Linked DNA regions of Mus musculus: region 2 is linked to region 1. A link is a contact called in ENCODE Hi-C or POLR2A ChIA-PET data. All regions are on one chromosome and are shown on one strand. Each heading gives the region's core, a stretch centred on a gene start or an enhancer-like site at or near the end of the contact. The rest is flanking DNA. Distances are from core to core; before and after follow the strand shown. Region 1 holds the start of Btg1 (BTG anti-proliferation factor 1). Region 2 has its middle 62 kb from the start of Gm33782.

Region 1 (3,342 bases), core at 369-2,868:
TCAGTATTTTGTTAGCTTTGTTCGTTATTTTTGCTTTGTAGAGGAGTCTGTTTATACTCTGAGTCACTGGGATGGGATTCACAGTCACAGGCAAAGGAGACAGTTTTATTCTCTTCCTAATCCAGACTGGAAAGGACAGAACGCGTGGGGAGGCGGGTGGGAGAGAGAGATGCAGACCTCTTGATAGCCTATGGTTCAAGGACTCACTTTTGGTTCTTTATCTTCCGGGATGGTAAGATGAGCCTCCAGTCAAAACCCTGCGTCTGTTTTCAGAAAGTCCTATCTGACAATTCACACACACACACACACACACACGCACACGCACACGCACACGCACACGCACACACACACATGCACAAAGATGTTATTTTTTGATTCAGTTTATTATAAAAAAAAACTTGATACTTTCTGAAGTGCTTTCTAACATTATCTTTAGATAATATGTGGGTACTTAAGTATTGTATATTAATGATAAATGATGTATAGGTCACCTTTTCAAATTAATTTCAGAACCAATTATCCTCTTGTTTCTCCTCTAGCTCCATACACACACACACACACACACACACACACACACACACACACACATATATATATTTTAAAGTGGTGTGTATTGCATCTGATGACCAACTAAACTCTAAATATTTATTTCCATCTGGTAGAGTTCAACTTCTGCCTCTTGTTTGCTTTCTTCTTCCTGCCTGGACTTCATTGTTTTCTCTCCCTTCTCCTACTTTAAGAGAGTTGGGTTAACCCTATTTTGGGTCTAATAGTTTTAGCAGGCTCATGCTTTCCTTTTTTTCTAGGCTGTTTACAACCGTCTTTGCCAGTAAATATGGGTGTCTATGCTTAACACTCTCGACAAGCTTAAAGTTTTATCTTATGTGTCAACAGCAGCACAACTCTAAAGTTCTGACATCACTTGAACTAGAAAAACGAATTTGTTGTGCCTTTCTAAAATACATATGCAGATTTTTATGAGTTTCAAGGCTCATCTTCTCCCCCCCCCCAGCCCCCCGGGGTTCTGCAAACCCTAGGGGCAATGGCTTGGATTAAGCCGCAGGATAGCTCCAGGGAGCGAGTCCTTCCTTCCATTCCCTAGCGGAGCCTTAGTCTCCGCCACCGCACGCTCCTCCCGCCAGGGCTGCCAGCCAAGCCGGCTGGAACTGGGCTCAGATGTAAACATGGGGTACGCAAAGGACTGGGGCTGCGGAGACCGAACCTCAGTCCTGAGGTTCCAGCCACACCGCAGTAAGTGAGGAACCCGGAGCCCGCTCGGGGACTGGAGGGTCCCCGCTGGCCCGAACCGGGGGCGGAGCTAGCTCGGGGGCGGAGCTTTCACACGCGCCTCCTTGGCTTCTTTCTCCGCCCTCCACCGCTCCGGAGTCTCAGGCTGCCACTCGGGGGGTTTATTTGTTTACAAGCAGATTACGTCAGCTCCTCCCTCTCATCCCGGCCTCTGGGCACGCCCCCTGGCGGCCTTTCTCCCGCCCCCTCCAGCCCCGAATCTGCCTGCGTCACAATGGTGCGATCTCCGGATTGGCTGGCGTCCGCCCTCACGCCCCGGGTACGCCACTTCCTTTCCGCAGCCCTATAAAATGAGCTGCACGGCGGCGGCAGCTCTTCGCCCCTCGGAGCTGGAAATGCAACTCTCGGGATCCTCGGAGGCTACCGAGCTGGAGGCGGAGGCGGCTGGGGAGGTCCGAGCGATGTGACCAGGCCGCCATCGCTCGTCTCTCTCTGTCTCTCCTGCCGCCTCCTGGCTTGAAAATAACTTTTTTACTCTAAAGGAAAGAAAAAAAATCCCCTAGAACCAGTAGCCGTCCGCGCCTCGCGCCCTCGCTTCCTCTCGGCCGTCGGGTCTGGGCGAGAGCCCGGGGTGGCCGCTTCGCCGTCGGGGCCGAGCCCCGGCCGCCCCGGGCCACCCCCGGCCGCCGCCCCCATGCATCCCTTCTACACCCGGGCCGCCACCATGATAGGCGAGATCGCCGCCGCGGTGTCCTTCATCTCCAAGTTCCTCCGCACCAAGGGGCTCACGAGCGAGCGACAGCTGCAGACTTTCAGCCAGAGCCTGCAGGAGCTGCTGGCAGGTGAGCGGGGCGCGGGGACCGTCGCGGGTCGCCACTAACGGGCGCGTCCCGGTCGTGGCTGGGGGAGGGGGGGGGAGCTGGGCGGCGGGGCGCCGCGACACGCACAACAAAGGATCCGAAGCGGGGCGACGCGGAGCTGCGCCCCGACGGCTACCGGCCGGTCGCGGGGGACAAAAGACCCAGGGCCCGGAGTCCCGTCGGTCTCCTCTGCCGGGTCGCCGCGACCGTTGCGAGAGTCTGCGGCTGAGCCCCTGGGTGGCTTGTCGCCTCTGTGTTTCGGAGCCGGCCCGGGACGGACGTGCCAGGTCTCCGCACCTCCTGTGCCTCTTGCCCATTAATCATCGGATTTGTCACCGGTACAATTACAACCCAACCCAGATCTTGGTTTAAGGTTTCTTGGGTTTTCTTCCCTTTGGGGTTAACTGGCCATAGTGGCGTTGTCTTGCCCCCACCCCCCACCAGTTCCATAAAGTCTATTGTATGGGACCCCGTTGGGGTGGAGAAAGTAAACAGGTTCCCGCCCGCTTGCCTGTGCCATCCAGCTAGTTGGCCATCCAGGGCTGCGCGCGGGATTCCTGTTTTGGCGGCTCAACCGGTCAGTACCCGGACAGTGTTTGCCACAGTGTCTTTGCTTTCTCTATTCTGTCTCACGACAGCGAATTCGGTCCCGGACATTTGTGAAAGTTGGTGGTTTTCATTTTCGCTTCGCTAAGAAGCTAGCAGCAGGAGGAGGAAAGTACGCTACGGTACGGCTGCGTTGACTACCGTCCTGAGCATTGTTTCTCTGTTCTTTTCTTCCACAGAACATTACAAACATCACTGGTTCCCAGAAAAGCCGTGCAAGGGATCAGGTTACCGTTGTATTCGCATCAACCATAAGATGGATCCTCTGATTGGACAGGCAGCCCAGCGGATTGGACTGAGCAGTCAGGAGTTGTTCAGGCTTCTCCCAAGTGAACTCACACTCTGGGTTGACCCCTACGAAGTGTCCTACCGGATTGGAGAGGATGGCTCCATCTGCGTGCTGTACGAAGCCTCACCAGCAGGAGGTAGCACTCAAAACAGCACCAACGTGCAAATGGTAGACAGCAGAATCAGCTGTAAGGAGGAACTTCTCTTGGGCAGAACAAGCCCTTCCAAAAACTACAATATGATGACTGTATCAGGTTAAGATATAGTCTATTGGATGGATCATCTTATAATGGATGGATGAATTTGATTTTTTTTGCTTTGGGTGGGCTCCTCTTGGGGA
Region 2 (3,342 bases), core at 444-2,943, 250 kb before region 1:
CCATGACTAGCCTTATTCATGAATTTCAGGCCAAGGAGAAACCCTGTCTCCATGACACCTGAGGTTAACTTGGGCCTCCACACGACTCTGAATGGAGTCCCAGCAATGAAGCTTTTTGCTCTGGGACAGTCAGAGAGGCATATTAAAAAAGGAACCCAACACACTTGATGTTGGGGTGAACCAAAGCAGATTTCAGCTGGGAAAGGCTCTTAACTTATGGCATGCAAGGCATCAGGAGCCTCAGTTACATAGCTATCAGGAACTGACTTTGGACCAGGTTCGTGAGTCGCATGAACCTGGAAGCAACTTCTCCCTCCGAGAATCCAGTAAAGAAGCCAAGCCCACTAACACCTTGGTATGACCTAGTAAGCACGTTGCTTAGCGACAAATCTCATATTTTTTTTCTTACAAATAAATGGGGTACCTCTCTGAAAACACCAGCACTCCAGCCTACAACAACGATGTCCTTCCTTAATGGCTCTTCTGTCCTGGCGACTCCTTATGTCCCAGCACCTTCCTTATAACTATGAAGTCCTGACTCTAGGTGCACTAACTACCAAGTTCCCTGATATCTTTTCTCAAGTTTGATCTTTGATAATAATTCCCTAGATCCTTACGTACTCATCTCCCTCCACCCCTAACAGCAATAATCATAAAAAAAACCCAAACAAACCATTGACAGATACTTGTCAGTAAGGACGGCATGCTGGAATAATATACTATATTATTGACCATATATTATCGAAGAAGAAAATTTAGGCACAAGAAACCTAAGCAAAGTTTCCCAGGATCACAAAGTGTCAGAGGCAGTCACTAGGCACTCCTGACTAAAGAATAGGACTAGCCATTCACTCTCTGCTGTAGCCCCCGGTACTTAGTTCTCCGGCGAGTTTAGCTGCCAGACTGCCAGTGTCTCAGACATCCAGCACCCGGCTCTGTTTGGGGTAAGCTTTTCACCAGTTCATTTCACTTTGACATTTTGTACTTCACCAAGTGTGTGCCACTCCGGTGGTTAATAAGCAGCTGACAGGATCAACATAAACTGCTGGGTGACGTGTAAATTAGCAGCGCCTATAGGAACACTAAGAGAAACCACACAGAATTTAAACACTGTGACTTTAAAGGCTGCTTATAAGACCAAGGCCCTCAATTCCTTCAGTTCACTTGGGCTGGGGGCGGGGAAACCCCCCAAAACAGAGCAGCCCAACCACTTTTCCCTCAGCTGTGATGCACAGATGATTTCCGAGAAGAGAAGTGAACTTTCAGAGGTTTCTCGATCAGCTGCTGGGCGACATCCGGCATCCGGTCTAACCACGAATCTCAGATGTCATAGCAACACAGGTCACTGGGAACCCAAAATAGTCCTGCCCAGAGCTCTTTCCACTTCTCACTTGAGCATGTGCGGGAAAGGTGTCTGTCTGTCAGCCAGCACCTGCTGCTCTTCAGAGACTGGGTGATGCGCGCCGCCGCCGCTGCTGTTGTTTAATCAGCCTTGTCTATCCAGCAGCAACCCTTTCTAGACAAGCTCTTTTCCTTTTATCCACGAGTCTCCCAGACTCTTTCGGATCCACACGCACATGTGGTGATCCACAGGGCTTGACAATGTGTGAAATCCCCTCTAATCCCGGGCCCTTCCTCGCTTCACTCCAAAGCTCGATGTTTTCCTTTTGTAGAAACTCACTGGAGGCCTTAAGAGAGATAACGTGCAAGAAAGACTATTTGGCTCTTCCAGAGCTCGCTGTCGCCTCGCCTCAAGTCGCGCGTATCATTTGATCACAGTTCCTGGCTCCGTGTCTGCAGAGAGACACTCCGCTGCAATAAGCAGTTTACTCCTAAAGAACTCACTATTCTGCCTTCTCCTCCCAAGTGCTGGCATCACAGGTGTGTATCACCGCGGCCAGCTGACAATGCAGATTGGATTTGAGATCTTAAAAAAATTCACTGGGTTTTCCTGAGAACAATGTACATGTACGTCATCAAACCCAAGCTCTTGACTCTAGCTGCATATGTATCAAAAGATGGCCTAGTCGGCCATCACTGGAAAGAGAGGCCCATTGGACACGCAAACTTTATATGCCCCAGTACAGGGGAACGCCAGGGCCAAAAAAATGGGAATGGGTGGATAGGGGAGTGGGGGGAAGGGTATGGGGGACTTTTGGGATAGCATTGGAAATGTAATTGAGGAAAATATGTAATAAAAAATATTTTTAAAAATACCAATAAGGAAACGGGGATGACGGAGTAAAGCAGCTGAATTTATCCCGAGAGAAGTGTATTGTTTTAAGATGAGAAAGAAGGACATTTTGGGATGTGGGGGATGCTGAGTGCTTCATATATGCTGACGATATACTCTTTCCATAGAGCTACATAGCCATCCCCCAACAATAATTTTTAGCTGCACATTTCTATTGAGTTTAAACAGCTCATGCACAAAATTTGCTACAATAAGACACCACGAGAAAGTTCCCCTCTCTCAATTTCTGCAAAATCCTTCTTGGAGACAGATGGTCTCGGATATTCTGTGGATCAATCCACGTTTTTAATTTTAGTGTAATGATGATATAAAAAACTATACAAGGAAGCTATACCTTGCATTCTGGTCTGTCCGCAGTCTACCATTATGTGGCACAATGCTCTCTCTCAGGATGCTAGGTAGCACCAAGTTGCAGCAGCTGTCAGCCAGACGTGCGCTCGTGAAAGGTAACATTGCTCTTTTGCAATAGACACAAGTTATTAAGCTATTGTATTTGGTAGCGCAGGCTTGAGATGTTTCCAGCCTACAGTGGACTATGGGGATAGAGGAAAAACTCCCAAGAATGTTGCATCTGACATGGTATTTTTTCAAGGAAAGGGCGTCAGGAAGAGAACATACCATTAACTCCTAATAAGGGCAAAGGAAAAATGGACTCAAGGGGAGAGGGTTTAAATTTATGGAGTGTTGACTTTATGGTAGACACTTGATGTAACACTTGGCTAACTTTATTTTCTCAGTTTCTCCCAACAATCCAGTGGGGGTATCAACATTCCTCGCACCTATCACCACCGCTAAAACTCAAAGAGCAGCTCTTTGTCTCGGCTTTAACAGCTGCTGAGTGAGAGAGCCGAGGCTTACACTCTTGTCTAAGTTGTTTAGAGTACGCTGGGCAGTCTCAGCGTATTCCTAATGACCCGAGCTCCCTCTGAGCCCTGTGAAGTGAAGAGGAATAAGATGTATGGTCCGTACTCAACACCTACAGTTCTAGTCAGGAGACAGATCAAGAGAATGCCTTGGTAGGCACAAGAAAGGGTACAGAAGCCCACAAAAGCCATGAATCACAGAGGCCTCCAGGGGTAGAGGAATCC

The links. Hi-C counts contacts between places; a loop is a spot of excess contacts on that map. ChIA-PET counts read pairs that join two places held with the same protein, here RNA polymerase II (POLR2A).
Region 2: a loop to region 1 is called in a map of v-Abl transformed pro-B cells, with 3 times the contacts of the local background. The contact joins the enhancer-like site here to the promoter of Btg1 in region 1. A Hi-C loop is called at or near these places in 3 of 37 maps with a recorded cell type or tissue (T-helper 2 cell, mature B cell and v-Abl transformed pro-B cells). POLR2A ChIA-PET finds 5 or more read pairs at or near these places in 4 of 5 experiments (Patski and embryonic stem cell).

The regions. Positions count from the first base shown.
Region 1 is chr10:96,615,383-96,618,724 of GRCm38, forward strand. It overlaps Btg1 (BTG anti-proliferation factor 1), which reads left to right and starts at 1,619. Exons shown (of 2, transcript NM_007569.2): 1 at 1,619-2,090; 2 at 2,894-3,342. The coding sequence starts at 1,943. The coding sequence ends at 3,261.
Region 2 is chr10:96,369,846-96,373,187 of GRCm38, forward strand. No RefSeq gene overlaps it. Among named protein-coding and RNA genes, the nearest start is that of Gm33782, 62 kb to the left of the region's middle. Within about 2 kb of position 1,694, at least 2 of the 3 ENCODE cell types and tissues checked have a DNase peak (open chromatin) inside an H3K27ac peak, as active enhancers do.